Regions from separate parts of the Homo sapiens genome. Here region 2 is linked to region 1. A link is an interaction called in ENCODE POLR2A ChIA-PET data of the cell type or tissue named here. Cell type or tissue: PC-3. All regions are shown on one strand. Each heading gives the region's core, and the rest is flanking DNA. Links, peaks and the distances in the headings are about the cores only. Region 1 overlaps ITSN2 (intersectin 2). Region 2 has its middle 36 kb from the start of ITSN2.

What was found. Peaks named below come from ENCODE experiments on the same cell type or tissue, not always from the same donor. Only the 100,000 strongest peaks of a DNase experiment are listed, where the experiment ranks them.
Region 2: POLR2A ChIA-PET joins it to region 1 with 13 read pairs; 3 of 35 experiments call an interaction of 5 or more read pairs at or near these places.

Annotation. Positions count from the first base shown.
Region 1 is chr2:24,264,621-24,272,960 of GRCh38, forward strand. ITSN2 (intersectin 2) reads right to left here. Exons shown (of 40, transcript NM_006277.3): 19 at 7,146-7,321; 20 at 6,051-6,148. Among named protein-coding and RNA genes, the nearest start is that of ITSN2, 92 kb to the right of the region's middle. In PC-3, for the core only: no CTCF peak of the experiment used is centred there; a DNase peak (open chromatin) is centred at 4,851; H3K27ac peaks cover 1,573 bases.
Region 2 is chr2:24,392,503-24,400,842 of GRCh38, forward strand. No RefSeq gene overlaps it. Among named protein-coding and RNA genes, the nearest start is that of ITSN2, 36 kb to the left of the region's middle. RefSeq lists enhancers at 6,958-7,252, 7,659-8,159. In PC-3, for the core only: no CTCF peak of the experiment used is centred there; no DNase peak of the experiment used is centred there.

The DNA.
Region 1 (8,340 bases), core at 107-8,106:
CCAATACCATTTGCTGAAAAGACTGTTCTTTTTCCACTGAGTTGCTTTTGCACCTCTGTCGAAAATCTGTTGTTTATACACACACACACACACACACACACACAAACACACGTAGCATGAATCTATTTACCTACTCTGTTCCATTGATCTATTTTCCTGTCTAGATGCTAATATCACAACTGTTTTGACTGCTGTAACTTTTATAATAAGCCTTAAATTCAGGTACTAAAAGATTTCCAACTTTGTTCCCTTTTCAAAGTTGTTTTGCTTTTGAATCATCTCGTCATTTGCTACAAAAACAAAAAGAAACAAAAAAAAAAAACAAAGCCTGCTGAGATTTTTGTTGTTGTTGTAGAGATGAGGTCTTGCTTTGCTGCCCGGGTTGATCTCGAACTCCTGGTCTCACGCAATCTTCCCATTTTGGTCTCCCAAAGTGTTAGGGTTACAGATGTGGATCACAGCACCTGGCTGCCTGTTAAAGTTTTGATGTAAATTGCTTTGAGTCTGTGTAAGAATTTGAGAAGAACAGACTTCTTATCTTTTTCTAAAAAATTTGTTTACACAGGACTTAAGAGAAGAACTGACTTCTTATCAATACTGAATCTTCCAATCCATGAACACTATATATCTTTCCATTTATTTCGGACTTCAATTTTTCTCAATAAAACTTTGTAACTTTCAATAAACAGGTCTTGCAAATCTTTTATCAGTTTTATCTGTATTTCATATTTTTATGCAATTGTAAATGGTATTTTAAATTTCAATTTCTGAATAGTCATCGTTTCTATACAGAACTACAACTGATTTTGTTATATTGATCTTGTATTCTGCAACCTTGCTAAACTCATTTAAATAGTTCTAGTAGCTTAATAGATTCTATGGGACTTTTTACATAGATTATCATGTCTTCTGCAAATCAATACAGTCTGTCTTCTCCTTTTCCAATCTTGATGCCTTTTACTCTATGGTAAGCCACTTTAGACCCATTAGGATTTTTCTCCTAGCAGATGTTGTCTCTCTAGTTTAAAGCTCTTAAAAGTTCAAACTTCTTAGTGTAGAATTTGAATACTCTGAAATTACAGTTTCTTTGTCAGGTTTCAACTTACCTTTCTAGCTTCATCTCTTACCATTTGTTCGATATTCTAGGCAAATAGTTATATGACATTCTTTAAAAACACCTGGCACATGCAAGCCTCAATGTTTTTATTTAAGGTATTCTCTTCTGCCCAGAATATTACATGGTTTAGAGGAAATACTACAGACTTGAGAGTTAAAAGAACCACATTTCAGTCTTAGCCATGCTACCTGGTTATCCTTCGTTAAGATAATGAATGCTATCTTGTGTGCTTTGTCATCTACAAATTTGGGGGGAAATACCTGTGCTGCCCTCCTCTAGGGTATCTTTCAGAATTAAATTGAGTATATTTATGAAGGCGCTTTGGAAACTGTAAAGCACTAAGCAAATATAAGGCATAATCCTTCAAGGCCTTCCTCCATCCTATCCTTGGGAAAAATGTTCCCCAATTCTATTTGGTTGTTTTTCCTTCATTCTCTGGGTTCCCACAGTACTTACTCATATAAATTAGTATTGAAATTTATCATGTTATATTTTGTACAGTAATACACATTTCTTTTTTTTCCTAGACTGTGGTCTCCTTATTCATTTTTGTATGTCACCAGAGGCACATGGTTACAAACTCAACAAATGTTAACTTGAATGGATTATTCTAAATTTGATTAACAATAGACTTAAAGCTTAATTAGTAATAAATGGATTATTAGGGCAACTTCATTTATGTTTATGGTAAATAATTCTCATTTTAATGTTATATGTCTGGCTATTTATTACATCATGAATGAAATATTTAGAAAACTCCTAAACCAGAGCTGCTATGGCTAAACTGTATGATGTCACAGTAATGTAGCTCCCATAAAATGGTGTTCTAAAATAGTTAGAATGAAAGCAAACACTTATGAAATATTATCCTGTAAATCTAGTTTAAGACTAGTTTAAAATAGTTAAGTCTGCCAGGCACGGTGGTTCATGCCTGTAATCACAGCACTTTGGGAAGCCAAGGTAAGAGGGTTGCTTGAGGCCAGGAGTTTGAGACAAGCGTAGGCAACATAGTGAGAAACTCCATCTCCACAAAAAAAAAAAAAAAAAAAAATAGCCAGGTGTGGTGGTGTGTGCCTGTAGTCTCCACTACTCAAGAGGTTGAGGTGGGAGGATGGCGTGAGCTCGGGTGGTCGAGGCTGTAGTGAGCCATGATCCCGCCACTGCACTCCAGCCTGGGTAACAGATTGAGACCCAGTTTCAAAAATAAATAAATAAATAAAATAAAATAGCTAAGCCAGAGCAATATAAATTCAGACAAGAATACAATAAACCCTGAGGAATTACACAAACCAAAGTATTTCAATGCTGCAAAATGCTCAGCATTGTACCTGATTTAAATGTATTGTCTTGGACATGGATGACGCTGAAAACCATCATTCCCAGCAAACTAACACAGAAACAGAAAACCAAACACCACATGTTCTCACTCACAAGTGGGAGTTGAACAATGAGAACACATGGACACAGGGAGGGGAACATCACACAGCGGGACCTGTCAGGGGGTGGGGGACTAGGGGAGGAAAGCATTAGGAGAAATACCTAACGTAGATGACAGGTTGATGGGTGCAGCAAACCACCATGGCACATGTATACCTATGTAACAAACCTGCACGTTCTGCACATGTATCCCAGAACTTAAAGTATAAAAAAAAAAAAAAAGTATGGTCTTAAGGAAAGGAATCACCGTAAGCTATGAGTATTGGCTATATATAGGTACACATATGTACATACATACATACACACACACACATTTACCACATTTACTTACATGCCCTTCCTACTTTCCTTTCTACCTCCCTTCACTGACGGACTTGGCTGGCTGGCTGACTTTTCAGACAGGGTCTTACTCTGTCACCCAGGCTACTAGAGTGCAGTGGTGCAATCACAGCTCACTGTAGCCTTGACCTCCTGGGCTCAAGTGATTCTGCCACCTCAGTCTCCACAGCAGGTGGGACTACAGGTGCACACCACCAAGCCCCGCTAATTTTTTTTTACTTTTTGTAGAAACAGGGTCTTCCTATGTTGCCCAGGCTGGTCTCTAACGCCAGTACCTACGTGATACTCCTGCCTCGGCCTCTCAAAGTGCTGGGATTATGGGTGTGCACCTGCACCTGGCCAAAAGCTTTTAAAAGTATTAATTTCTAGATACACTTTTTCCTAGTGTTTTCAACCTAATCAAGAAGAAAAATCTCGTTCATTTATTCTGTAGTTAGGCCAAGTTGTTTTAGTAAGAGGTCAATTTTAATCTCTTTCACATCTGTCATTTATAGTTGTAATTAATTTTTAGTTGTTAATTTACATACTGAGTTAAACTGAACATTTTATATAAATTCTCACAGGCCTAGCAAAACTACTTATTACTTCTTCTTAACTACTTATTAATTAATGTTAGCAAAATAGCATTAACAGATTAGAAGGCTAGAAAAACATTTCAGCTTGTCATCGAAAATGTGGCCAAGACTCAGTGGAATTTCTAATCCTTTTCACTTTCAATGAAACCTCCGGTAACACCCTCATCCATTAAGTTGATCAGACCTTGCCTCCTATCTTACCGGGAATTTGGAAGTCCTGGGACCTGACTTCATCTTCTACTTCAGCAAAATTTACTTTAATCCCTCCCACCCTTTCTTCCTGCCCTCTAATGACAAAGGATAAGGTATTCAATCCTTCTACCACTCTCTTCCAGGGCTCCAGATTCCAGCCTTCTAGCCTTTTCAAGAATCTTCCTCATCTCCATCTATTAGTCAGAACAGGGAGGTTTGACAAGGAACATGAAGTGCCTTCCTGATGCTGTACGTTCTACACACTGATCTGAGGGGGGCTTCACAGATACACAGATGTGTACACATTCTTTGAGCTGTATACTTATGGTTGTACACTTTGCTATATATAAATTATACTTTAATAAGAAAAAACAATCTTTATCAGTTATTTATACTCTTTCCATTATCATTAACCTGTTTCCTCTCTGCAGATCCTTTCTACTATTATTTAAACTTGCTCAAGCTTCAGCCAACTTTAAAAAAAAAAAAAACTTCCCTCAACCCACATTTCTCATTATTTACTACCTTCTCTCCTTCTCCCTTTCAAAGCCAAGCTCATTCAAAGAGTTTTATATATTCACTGTCTCCTCTTCCTCTCTTCCAATTTATTCCAACTCACTGAAATCTGGCTTCTCGCTCTACTAGTCCACTTAACTGATACTGCTGTCCTCAAGTTAACAACACCTGTGCTATTGCTAATCTAATAATTTTTTTAGTCCTTGTTTTATTTCACTTGCAGATCACTCTTCTCAAAGTTCCCTAACATTAAACTCTCCTGTTTTTTTTTTTTTCCTACTACTAGTCACTCCTTTTAAGGCTCCACTTCCTCTAATAATTCCTTCAGTGTCCATGTTTCTCAGGAACTGCATCCTCAATCCTCTTCTCTCTCACGTTACTACTCCCCTGGATGAGCTCCATTACTCTCATGTCTTCCAACACCATCACATCACACTGGCGACATCCAGATTTACATCCTCAGCCCAGACCGCTGCCTGACATCTCTCTAGGTACTCTGGAGATCCAACTACTACTGCCTGGACATCTGAAACTCATACAAAACTGAACTCATAATTCTACTTATATATTCCCCCTCTGATTTTCCCTCTTAGGAAATGACACCATCATTAACCAATTTGTTCAAATCAGGCAACTCATGACTGACAGTAGTAACTCATGACTAATACTTCATGTTAATGATTCAGCAGAGTACACAAGCACCCAAGACACACAGCTAACTTTATGTTTCTGTTGTCACTGCCACCAGAATGGCTCTCTGACCATGGGAGAGGTCTGTGCTAAAGCTGGTAGCAGTCTACAACCTTTTCCTTACCTTCCTTCCTCTACTGCTTTAGGTTGTCACGCTTTTTCATTAGCCTACAAGCGTGTTAAGAGCAGAGATAATGTCTTATTCACTAAATCCCTAGTCTAACATAGTCAGCCCTCAAAAAATATTTGTTGAAATAAATAAAAAATATAACCAAAAATATAAGTAAACTCTTGACCAAACACGCCCAGAGATTGGTTGTATCTCTTCATCCAGACACCATCACCAACAAGGAGAGGAGGAATGGTAGGAAGAGCAGACAGTGGACTTGGGCTGGTTGTAGAACAAACCTCTCCCCCTGCTCGGGCACAGCTCCGGTACTACTAATAGCGGCAATGGCAAGAGCAGGAATGTGTGTTTAGGGTTTATCTTGGGTGCTAGCGTTTTGGTAAATTTTTTTCCCTAGTATCATTAAACATTTGCCACCTAACTGATAAATCACACTAACTGGTGACAGTGCAGGGGGAGCGGGGGAAAGAGGCACTGGCTAGATACTCTGGCTAGATACTCTGGTTAACATTAGTTTAACAAGAAGAAAACAGAAGCAGAGACTAAAATCCAAGTTTGTGTGCTTCTAAAGCCTGTACTCTTTCCATTATGTCCTACTGGCTCTATCAAACACTACTCCTGGGATCTTCTCTTATTCATGTATTTTATATGGATTGTGATAACACAATAAAGACTTTCGTTCCAAGGAACAAATTGCCTGTATCCAGTTAGGGCTGTGGAATCTAACTCCTTCAATTCTTTTAACAGTTGCTGTATGGCATAGCAGAAACAACGCTGGATTTGGAAATAAAAAAACACATAACTGCATCCCATTCTGGCACTGCAATGCTGACAGTTACAACTTGTGTGAGTTTAAGCTTCCTTGGCTAGAACTTAGTTAGTAATAATAACTGTCCTATGCAGCTCTGAAGTATGTTGTAAAGTCCAAATGAGGTAATGTTTAAGAAACATTTTACAAAGGTAAATATATGAAATTAATGGTCAACATTACTACAGAAACTAATATATTACAATGTATTTAGGTTATTCATGATTAAAAAAAAAATTCATTTCCTACCTGAATTATATCTCCAGAATTAAAACTCATCTCATCATGGTTCCTTGCTTCAAAGGGGTATAATGCTCTATAATTCACCAAAACACTAGCTGTCTCACCTAAAGAGAAGACAATTGTCATTATTTGCAACTTACATGTATACATCTTTGCTATGACTCAATAAAGAGCTCTAAAACCTAAAAGAAAAAATCAAGCACCAAATACTACAATGAAAATCCACTTGATACAGACTTGCTAGGATTTCAGTATCTTGACTAGTCATCTAATAAAAAAGCAAACAAGGATGCTCATCTTAAGTAAGGTAGGAGGCAGCAAAACAAAGAGATGACTTGCGGGATGAAGCACACACATGGGTAGAAAGGAAAGTGCAGGAGTGGGGGCCAGGCTGAGCTGTACAAAGTGGAAGGAGACCAAGCAAAGAGAGGCTTGGTTTGATCTGTGGAGGTCTGAATATAACAGGGAAGTAAAGGACAAAAAGGGGGGTCTCAAAAGATAAGAATAGCAAGTTAACAGGGATGGCTGAAGAAAAATCTATACATCTATCAGAATGGTTCTAAAAGGAAAACAGTGGAAGAGTACACAAATATACTGAATTTGATAAGAATAAAATTGTTTACTTTGTTCATCTTTAGAATGTTTTAACTTATAAAATTTCAACAAACTGTATCATTAATAATGATTCAAAGGGTTCATGTATCTAAAAGAGATACAATACTACTAAAAGTATTGTGGAAATGGACTGAGGTGTATCAAAATTTTACTGTTGTTTCATTAAAATAAATAGCTTAGTTATAGTGGTTGAATAAAATATTTAAAACTATTTTACTTCAATTATGAAAACCATGTCTGAGTCTTTTCACAATCAGTAGTAACTATCTTCTTTTCTCCTGCTGTGCTAAGATTTCTACTGCTGTGTTAAGATTTCAGTCTGTTTTAATAAGCCTACTGCTTTTTATCCAAGTTTAATTTATAAAAAGGTTTTTTCTGACTCTACAATTAGTATCTTTCTAATTTTCTTCCCTTTTTTTGTCTCTTATCAGGTCATTTTTTTCTTGTTGCATTTGTTCTACTGTCTCAAAGTATCCTTATCCTTACGTTTTTTCTCCTCAGCTTTCAAAGTATCCTTATCCTTACGTTGTTTCTCCTCAGCTTTCCGTTCCTCTTCTTGAATTTTTTCTTGTGTTTTTTCTTCCTGGAGTCGCTTTTGTTTTTCTTCTTCCTCCTTTCTAAGATTTTCTTTCCATAAGTTTTCTTTTCCTTGCTTTGCTTTCCTTTACATAAAAGAAAAAGAGTTTGTATAATGTCCTAGAAATTTTTTACACTAAATAAAAACATACTAAGATCTGGTTCCTGTCAAGGTGAAGAACTAGCAATGAAGTATTAGTACAGGGGTGGGGAGAAACTGCTGAGATCAGAGGTGAAAGGAAAACAAATCAATCAATCAATCAAGAAAAGCTTTGGAAGCTTTGGATTGATTAGTGGATGCACTGGGGTGTATGACTGACAATTTCCCACACCCAAAAATTCCCTCCTGCTAACCAACCTCCAAACTCAAGAAAAAAAGAAAAAGGTTGAAATGGAACCATTCAGCAAATAAATCTAAAAATTACATCTAAGTTTCCTTCCTTTCTCTCCAGATATTTGACAAGAACTGTCTTCCAGCTGTTATTCCCACTGTCCTATCTAATCTTTGTTTCAGGGGTTTAGTCATTGTTGCTGTGGAAATAGGAAATGCTTCTAGAAAAACAACCTACTTTTTTTTTTTTTTTTTTTTTTAAAGAGAGAGGGTCTTACTCTATGGCCCAGGCTAGAGTACAGTGGTTCAATCACAGGTCACTGCAGCCTGGATCTCCTGGGCTCAAGTGATCCTCCTGCCTCAGCCTCCAAAGTAGCTAGCACTACAGGCACATGCCACTATACCTAGCCAACTTTTTAATTTCTTTTTTATAAAGACAGGGTCTTGCTATGTTGCCCAGTCTGGTCTGGAACTCCTGGCCTCAAGTAATCTTCCCTCCTTGGCCTCCAAAGTGCTGAGATTACGGGCATGAGCCACTGCGCCCAGTCTACTTTTTATATTATTACTTCAAAAAGTCTTTTTTGTTTGCTTAGATAATAGAGCATTTCTCCTCTCTAGGTCCACGTGCTTTGGTAAACATTTCAATGAAATCTAACACAGCTACAGTTTGGTTTCCAGCCAGTCAAGGTGATCTGTGATCAATTATTTTAGTATTAGAACTCATGCATCTTATAGTTCTCCTTTGCATGTATTTTCACAACCTTACTCAGAGGT
Region 2 (8,340 bases), core at 36-8,035, 130 kb after region 1:
AAGAAAAGAAAAATGGAGTTCTAGGGGTCTGAGTGAGCCATGTAAGGTTTTTCAATGGATCCTTCTCTTTTCATCTGTAACATGAATTTCTGCCTTTAGAGATACCTGGTGCCTCCAAATTCTGAGCATGTCCAAGATCCTCTGGCAATATCAGTTTTCTTCTCATTAGCATACTCTTGGTTTTAAGCTTTCATAATTTGAGTAACACTAGTAATTTCTATCTTCCAGAAATCTGCTGACATTGCTTGTCTGCACCTGTGTTCGTTCTGTGTTTTGTCCCTCCACATCCATTAGCCATATTTTTCTGCCCCGCTCCGTATCCTGAGAAGATAACACCTATGGACTTGCACTCCTTTGATTTTTGGCATCCAGTTCGATTCAGCTAACTGGAGTGACTGGAAGAAGAATGCAGAGTGGGAGGGGATAGAATAATAGATGTAAGCGCATTTATTGCCATTGCTGTGCCCCCTTTTTATGTGCCTCTTCCCTGGAGGCTGCTGTGTTGGTAGTGGCAGAAAACTTGTACCTAACTCCATGGCTCCCCTAGGGTGACTTTCTCCTATGCCTGGAGTTCTTACCAGGTTACAGTAATTATTCTTTCCACTTGCCCCTTGAGGCCTAGGGATGGTGACAGCTTCCCAGTGTTGCTAGTGCCTGGGTACTTTAGCATCTCTTTTTGGTTCTCTTAATCCTGCCCACACCTCTGTAAATAGTTTCCTCATTAAATTTTCTTCATTTCTCCTTTGAGCATGCCAATCTGTTTCCTGCCAGAACTCTAACTGCTATGTTGCTGTTCACGTTCCCCCTTTACTATGTTTATTCATTTCAAAAATTTTATTCTCATTTTAGCAGAGTTTCTGGAGGCAACAGAAATAAGTGTCATATGCTCAATCTGATGCGTTTAATTATTGAATATCCTTTTCTCCACTATCCCTATGCATAAGTATTTGACTCTACTTTCTTTTTCTTTCTTTTTTTTCTTTTTTTTTTTTTTTTTTTTTGAGACAGAATCTGGTTCTGTGCTCAGGCTGGAGTGCAGGGGCACGATCTCAGCTCACTGCAACCTCTGCCTCCTGGGATCAAGCCATCATCCCACTTCAGCCTCCCAAATAGCTGAGAGGGACCATAGGTGCATGCCACCACTCCTGGCTAATTTTTATACTTTTTTTTTTTTTTTTTTTGGTAGAGACAGGTTTTCACCATTGTTGCCCAGGCTGCTCTTGAACTCCTGAGCTCAGGCAATCCGCCCGCCTTGGCCTCCCAAAGTGCTGGGATTACAGGCGTGTTTTATCTGAGTTCCTTCCTCAGGAAAGAACCTTCAGGCCTCTCAAAAAAAGTGTCAAAGAACTAAAACTCACCAGATCACCACATCCTAACAGTGAGATGCTGGACCGCTCATTCATCATAATTGCTTCCGTGTCCCTCCCTAGTTCTGGATTTCTTGCACATTGTTACATTTCTTCCCTCCTATATAAACCCCTAGTTTTAGTCGGTCAGGGAGATGGATTTGAGATTGAGCTGCTGTGTCCTCGGCTGCAGCACCAGGTTAAAGCCTTCTTCCTTGGCAGTACTCGGCATCTTAGTGATTGGCTTTCTGTGTCACGAGCAGCAGGACCTAGACCGCACCCCTGGTGTTTCGGCAACATAAGCAGTATCTCACCAATGTTCTGTGACTTTCTTCCTTTGATTGCCTTGAAGTTTCTGATCTTGCTCTTCTTTCTTCAGAGGCCAGTTGAAGGCCACACCCCTGTCTGCTGTTGGCTCTCACTGATTTGTCTAAAGGCTGTGGGTACTTGGGGTCAAATTGTTGATGTTTGTGCTAGTGATGGTACTTCTTTTTTTCTTTTCTTTCTTTTTTTATTTTTTTGGAGACAGTCTCACTCTTTGCCCAGACTGGAGTGCAGCAGCACCATCTCAGCTCACTGCGACCTCCACCTCCCAGGTTCAAGCAATTCTCCTGCCTCAGCCTCTCAAGTAGCTGAGACTATAGAAGCGCATCACCATGCCTGGCTAATTTTTTTGTATTTTTAATAGAGACGGGGTTTCGCCAAGTTGACCAGGCTGGTCTTGAACACCTGTCCTCAAGGAATATTCCTGCCTTGACCTCCCAAAGTGCTGGGATTACAGGTGTGTGCCACTGCCCCCTGCCAGATGGATGCTATTTCTTGTCATTGCTGAAGCTGCTGGCTCCAATGCTGTTGACATTTCACACCCTCACTGCACCCACACGGGTATGTTCTTCTACACTGGAAGAAATTTTTCTCAATTCACAGGATCAGAAAATTACATTTTCTCCTATGCTTCTGCTTTTTTATGAATACTGTGGACATGCAACCAACTTTGCTTCTTTCTTTGAGCCGGCTGCTAGAAAGCTCTTAGCTAAATTTGCATTGTATTTCCAGAGGGTAGAGAGGGTCTTACAGTTTGTATGTATGTTTGGATAGTGCGTGTGTGTGTGTGTGTGTGTGTGTGTGTGTGTTTAATTGAGACAGGGTCTTACTCTGTCACCCAGGCTGGAGTGCAGTGGCGTGATAAGGGGTCACTGCAGCCTCAACCTGTCAGGCTCAAGTGATCCTCCTGCCTCAGCCCCCCAAGTAGCTGGGACTACAGGAATGCACCACCACACCCAGCTAATTAAACAAAAATTATTTTGGTAGAAATGGGGTCTCACTGTGTTGTCCAGGCCAGTCTCAAATTCTTCGGCTCAAGTGATCCTCCTGCCTCAGCCTCCCAAGGTGCTGGGATGACAGGTGTGAGCCATTGTGCCTGGCCTTGTATATGTTTTAAGTGAATTTTAGACTTCCTTTGTTTGTTTTACCCTTACGTTTTCACTTGTATGTTATTCATTCGATACTGTATTTATTTTGATAGGGTGACTCAAATCTTTTAATTTGGAACAAGGGGGGAGCAATGTATTATAAATAATTGAATAAATAAATAATTAAAAAGCTGCCTTTTATTAAAATCCCTCTATCTTAGAACTCAGGACTGAATTCATGGTAGCAATTTTGATTACCATAGCTTTTTTTTTTTTTTTTTTTTTTTTGAGACAGAGTTTTCGCTCTGTCGCCCAGGCTGGAGTGCAGTGGCACAATCTCAGCTCACTGCAAGCTCTGCCTCCCAGGTTCATGCCATTCTCCTGCCTCAGCCTCCCAAGTAGCTGGGACTACAGGCACCTGCCACCATGCCAGGCTAATTTTTTGTATTTTTTAGTAGAGACGGGGTTTCCCCGTGTTAGCCAGGATGGTCTCGATCTCCTGACCTTGTGATCCACCCGCCTTGGCCTCCCAAAGTTCTGGGATTACAGGCGTGAGCCACCACGCCCGGCCTGATTACTATAGCTTTATACTGAGTCTTAAACATGGGTAATATGATTCCTTCAACTTTATTCTTCTGTTTTAAAATTGTTGGCCTGGCGCGGTGGCTCATGCCTGTAATCCCAGCACTTTGGGAGGCGGAGGCAGGTGGATCACTTGAGGTCAGGAGTTTGAGACCAGACTGGCCAATGTGACAAAACCCCATCTCTACTAAAAATACAAAAAGTAGCCAGGCGTGGTGGCGGGTGCTTGTAATCCCAGCTACTCAGGAGGCTGAGGCAGGAGAATCGCTTGAACCCAGGAGGCAGAGGTTGCAGTGAGCCGAGATTGCGCTACTGCACTCCAGCCTGGGCAACAAGAGTGAAACTCTGTCTCAAAAAAAAAAATTGTTTTAGCTATTTTGTTGCTTTGCCTTTTCTATAAATTTTAGAATCAGCTTGTCTATATTCATAAACGCTACTGCAAGGATTTTTAATAACACTTTTATTGAACTATACAACTGAAGTCATAGTTATTTGCATTGTGATAATTCTATTTTTTATTTGTGTTACTCATTTGTCTAGCTTTAGTAACAATCTTTATCCTGTCTGGCAGGAAAGCAGGTGCATGGAGAATACTCCACTTGACAAATTGCTTTCCGATCGTATTCCTCTGTTTTCATCCACAATATTTGGCTTTGTCAGAAGCTTTTCTTCTCTAGCCTTGTTTCTGTCCCACTGTGAACACAGAGCCTTGCATGTGATTCCACATTACTCCCTAGAGTAATGTAGCTCGGTATCAAGGGAGATTTGAAATGGAAAAAAGCAGGAACCTCTGGCTATCTGTGGGTTGTTTGGGTAATTTTTAATATCCTGTTTTAAACTTACCTATTCTGTGTATTTAGAAATGATAACCTAAAAACTTTATGGAATTCCATACAAATTACTTTTGGTTGGGGGGTGGACTTATATTTGAAGATCATCTTACTGTGGCATATTTTGTTTTAAGAGAATGTGATAGGTTGACATATAAGTAGTTATGAAAATGAAAACCCAGTAGATAAAAGGGCAAAGACTAGAACAAGGACTTTACAGAAGAGAAAACCCAATGAGACAATAAATACAGGGAAAAATATTCAGCCTCATTAACCTCAAGGAAATGATACATCAAGATACAATTTTACACTCACCAGGCTGGCAAAAATAAAATCTGATAATATTGAGTGTTGACAATGTGGAGCAATGCAAATTATAATTATCTGCTGGTGGGTGACACAATAACTTTGAGAAATAATTTGGCATTGGCTAGTAAAGTTGAAGAGGTGTGTGTCATATAACCGGATGTTCCTACTTACAGGTACAAGTCCTAAAGAAACCCTCAAACATGTGCATCAGGGGACATGGACCAATCCAATCAAAGCTGTACAATTTATGATAGCATCACATTAGAAGCAGCACAAATGCCCAGCAGCAATGGAATGGATAGATTGCCGCATATCTATAGAATGGAATACTATACAACAGTGAAAATAAAGCAGTTACGACAACGTGGATGAATCTCAGAAAGATAATTTTGAATTTTCTGAATGAAAAAAATGCAAGGCACACAATGCATGGAATATGATTCCATTAAATTAAAACCCAAAAGCATGCATCTAAATGATGTAAGTATACAAACTTGTTAAACCTCTAAGAATTGCAAGATAACACAATATTTAGGATAGGATTTATTTCTTTTTCTTTCTTTTTTTTTTCTTTTTTCCTGGGACAGGGTCTGGTTCTGTCACCCGGGCTGGAGTGCAGTGGCAGGATCTCAACTCACTACAACCTCCACCTCCCAGGCTCAAGTGATCTTCCCACCTCTCAGCTTCATGAGTAGCTGGGACTATAGGTGTGCGCCACCATGCCTAGCTAATTTTTGTATTTTTTGTAGAGACAGGTTTTCATCATGTTGTCCAGGCTGGCCTTGAATTCCTGAGCTCAGACAATCCGCATGCCTTGGCATCCCAAAGTGTTGGGATTATAGGCGTGAGCCATCGTGCCTGGCCTTGGGTTTATTTCTAATAAACAAAGGAAATGCAAACAGAGAAGGCCACACAGATGATGATAATAGTCCTTATTTTCTTTCTTTTTTTTAGTCATATGAATGTCAGATTATAACCTTATTTTCTTAATTGAGTGATAGACACACAGGTATCTATGCTTTTTTAATCTCATTTTCTGGAGTATATATTATATATATTTTATATATATAATATTTATCTTCTTAATAATAAAATTACTTTTAAGTGAAAAGAAAGGTCACCAAAATGTTATGTCTTTAAACTTACAAAGTTAGTTATCACGTTTATTTCTGACTACTCAAAAAATTGCCCTTGCAGTTTAGACAAAATGCTACCCCAGATATCACAGCCAACGAAAGTGAGCTGCAAAGGATTTAGGTCACTAGTTTTAGCCACGTATTTTCATCATGTGCTTTCACTTTTAAATAAAAGAATGTCTTTATTCTTTAAAACATTTGCTTAAGATTTTGAAGCAGATAATATTTTAAAATAGTGGCTCTTAGCTCCTGGCTGTACATTAGAATCGCTCAGAGACTTAAATAACATAAAATATTGATGTCCAACCCCCATCCCAGATTAAATGAGTCAAAATCTCTGTTGGTGGGACCTGGGTTTTGGATTTTTCTTGAAAAATTCCCCAGATTATTCTTACTTAAAGGCATAATTGGAAAGTACCATTTTAAAGCAAATTTCTAAGCCAGCATTTCTAAATGTGGTTTACTGTCTACACCACATTGTTGGTGCAAAATTCTTAAGTGAATAGGAAATAAATTTGGTAGGTTTCTAGCATTTTGAAAATACAAGTAATTGGGAATAGAAAATATCAGAGTGGTCCTGGCACCGTGGCTCACGCCTGTAATCCCAGAACTTTGTGAGGCCGCGGCAGGCAGATCACGAGGTCGAGAGATCGAGACCATCCTGGCCAACATGGTGAAACCCCATCTCTACTAAAAATACAAAAATTAGCTGGGCGTGGTGGCACATGCCTGTAGTCCCAGCTACTCGGGAGGCTGAGGCAGGAGAATTGCTTGAACCAAGGAGGTGGAGGTTGCAGTGAGCTGAGATTGTGCCACTGCACTCCAGCCTAGCGACAGAGCGAGACTCCATCTTAAAACAACAAAAAAAAAAAAAAAGAAAAAAGAAAATATCAGGGTGCATCATATTTTTATTTCTGGAGTGTGTGTATGGGAGAGGTTATGTTTAATGAGTGGTCATGGAAAATACAGGATTTCATACTGTGAGCCACAGTATGTTTGAAAAACAGTTCTAAACAAGCCTAAGGTGCTATTAGGTATTCTTTTAAAACATTTTTAATTGGCAAGTAAAAATTGTGTATATATATTTTATATATATATATAAAATGTACACCATGATGTTTTGATATATGTACACACTGTGGAATAGCTAAGTTAGGTATTTTTCCCTACTGCAAAGTTGATCAAGCAGTAATATTGATACAGGAGTTAAGAAGAAATTACTTAGGCAGATAGTGAGGGCACAGAACTCCTTGGTAAGGTTTTCCTTTTAATGAAAAGCAGCCCCAAATAATTTTCCTTTCTAACAGCAGCCTGTAAAATTGAGCTGCACACGTAGACGCTGGCAGTTATGCCAAGCATGTTAAAAATGGCGGCTCCATCTTCCCTTCTCTGACAGCCACATGCACAGGAAGAAGCAGACAAGATGGCGCTGGCCAAGGGGAAAGTTCATTTGCATAGTATGATTAGAGTGGGTCTGCCAGCCTTCTCCTTGCCCTATGTAAACATCATACCTGATCAAGCCAATCTGCGAGTGCTATGTAAATCAGACACCGCATCCTCAAGCCTGACTATAAAATCTGGCACATCCACTGCCAGCCTTTTCCTCTCCAAAGTCCTCTCTCTCTCACTAGAGAGTGAGCTGTTTTCCTTTCTCTTTCTTTCTTTTGCCTTTTAAACCTCCACTCCTAAATTCCTCATGTGCGTTTGTGTCCTAACTTCTCTTGGTGTGAGATGATGAACCCTGGGTATTTATCCCAGACACTGTAGCTGATTCAATATCATATGATGGTTGCAATGCCTGTGTCCGAATCCTGGCTTTTCCACTCACCAGCTGTATGACTTCAGGCAAATTATCTAACCTCTTTGTGTCTATTCCCTCATCCTAAAAATCTCTTATAGTGCTTGCAGAGGAGTTCAGCAAACTGCACAGTCAGAGGGCACAGTCCTTCAAAGACTGCTCTTCAAACACCAGCTGCAAGTTTGAAGGGCCCCAAGGCCACCCTCAGTACAGACCAACGGGCTACAAATTCAGAGGTGCCCATGACCACCCTCAGGTTCGGTAATTCACTAGAAAGACTCACAGAACTCAGAGAGCGATTATACTCACTGTCACATTTATTACAGGTAAAGGATACAAATTAGAACCAGCCAGAGGAAGAGAATGCGTATGTGGAAGTCTGGCAGGAATCCAAATGCAGAGCTGCTGTCATCCCCATGCTGTGTTCCCCTCCCATCAACAAAGGGGACGATACTGAGAAGGAAACTCACCCAGCTCTTATGTCCAGAATTTTTATTAGGGCTTCGTACAATAGGCACAATTGATTGAATTATTGTCCACGTGGCTGAACCCAACTGCCAGTCTCCCTCCCCTGCCTGGAAGTCAGGGTGAAGTGACGTGGCCCAAAACCCCAGTCTTTTTTTTTTTTAACTTTTAACTAAAAAGTAAACTTGAATGTCGAAAATGCAAACTTGGGGAAGACAGAAAAGATCACACGCAAGGCTGTCACTTCGCACTTGGAAGGTTGCACAGTGGCCGGGCAGAGGCGCTCCTCACTTCCCAGACGGGGTGGCGGCCGAGGAGAGACGCTCCTCACTTCCCAGACGAGAAAGCCCCAGTCTTCTAATCACTTGGTCTTCTCTCGTGGCCAGCCCCACCTTGAATCATCTTGTTAACATAAACTATCTTGTAACGGCCTTGTTACTGATAACTATCAGGTGTGGTCCA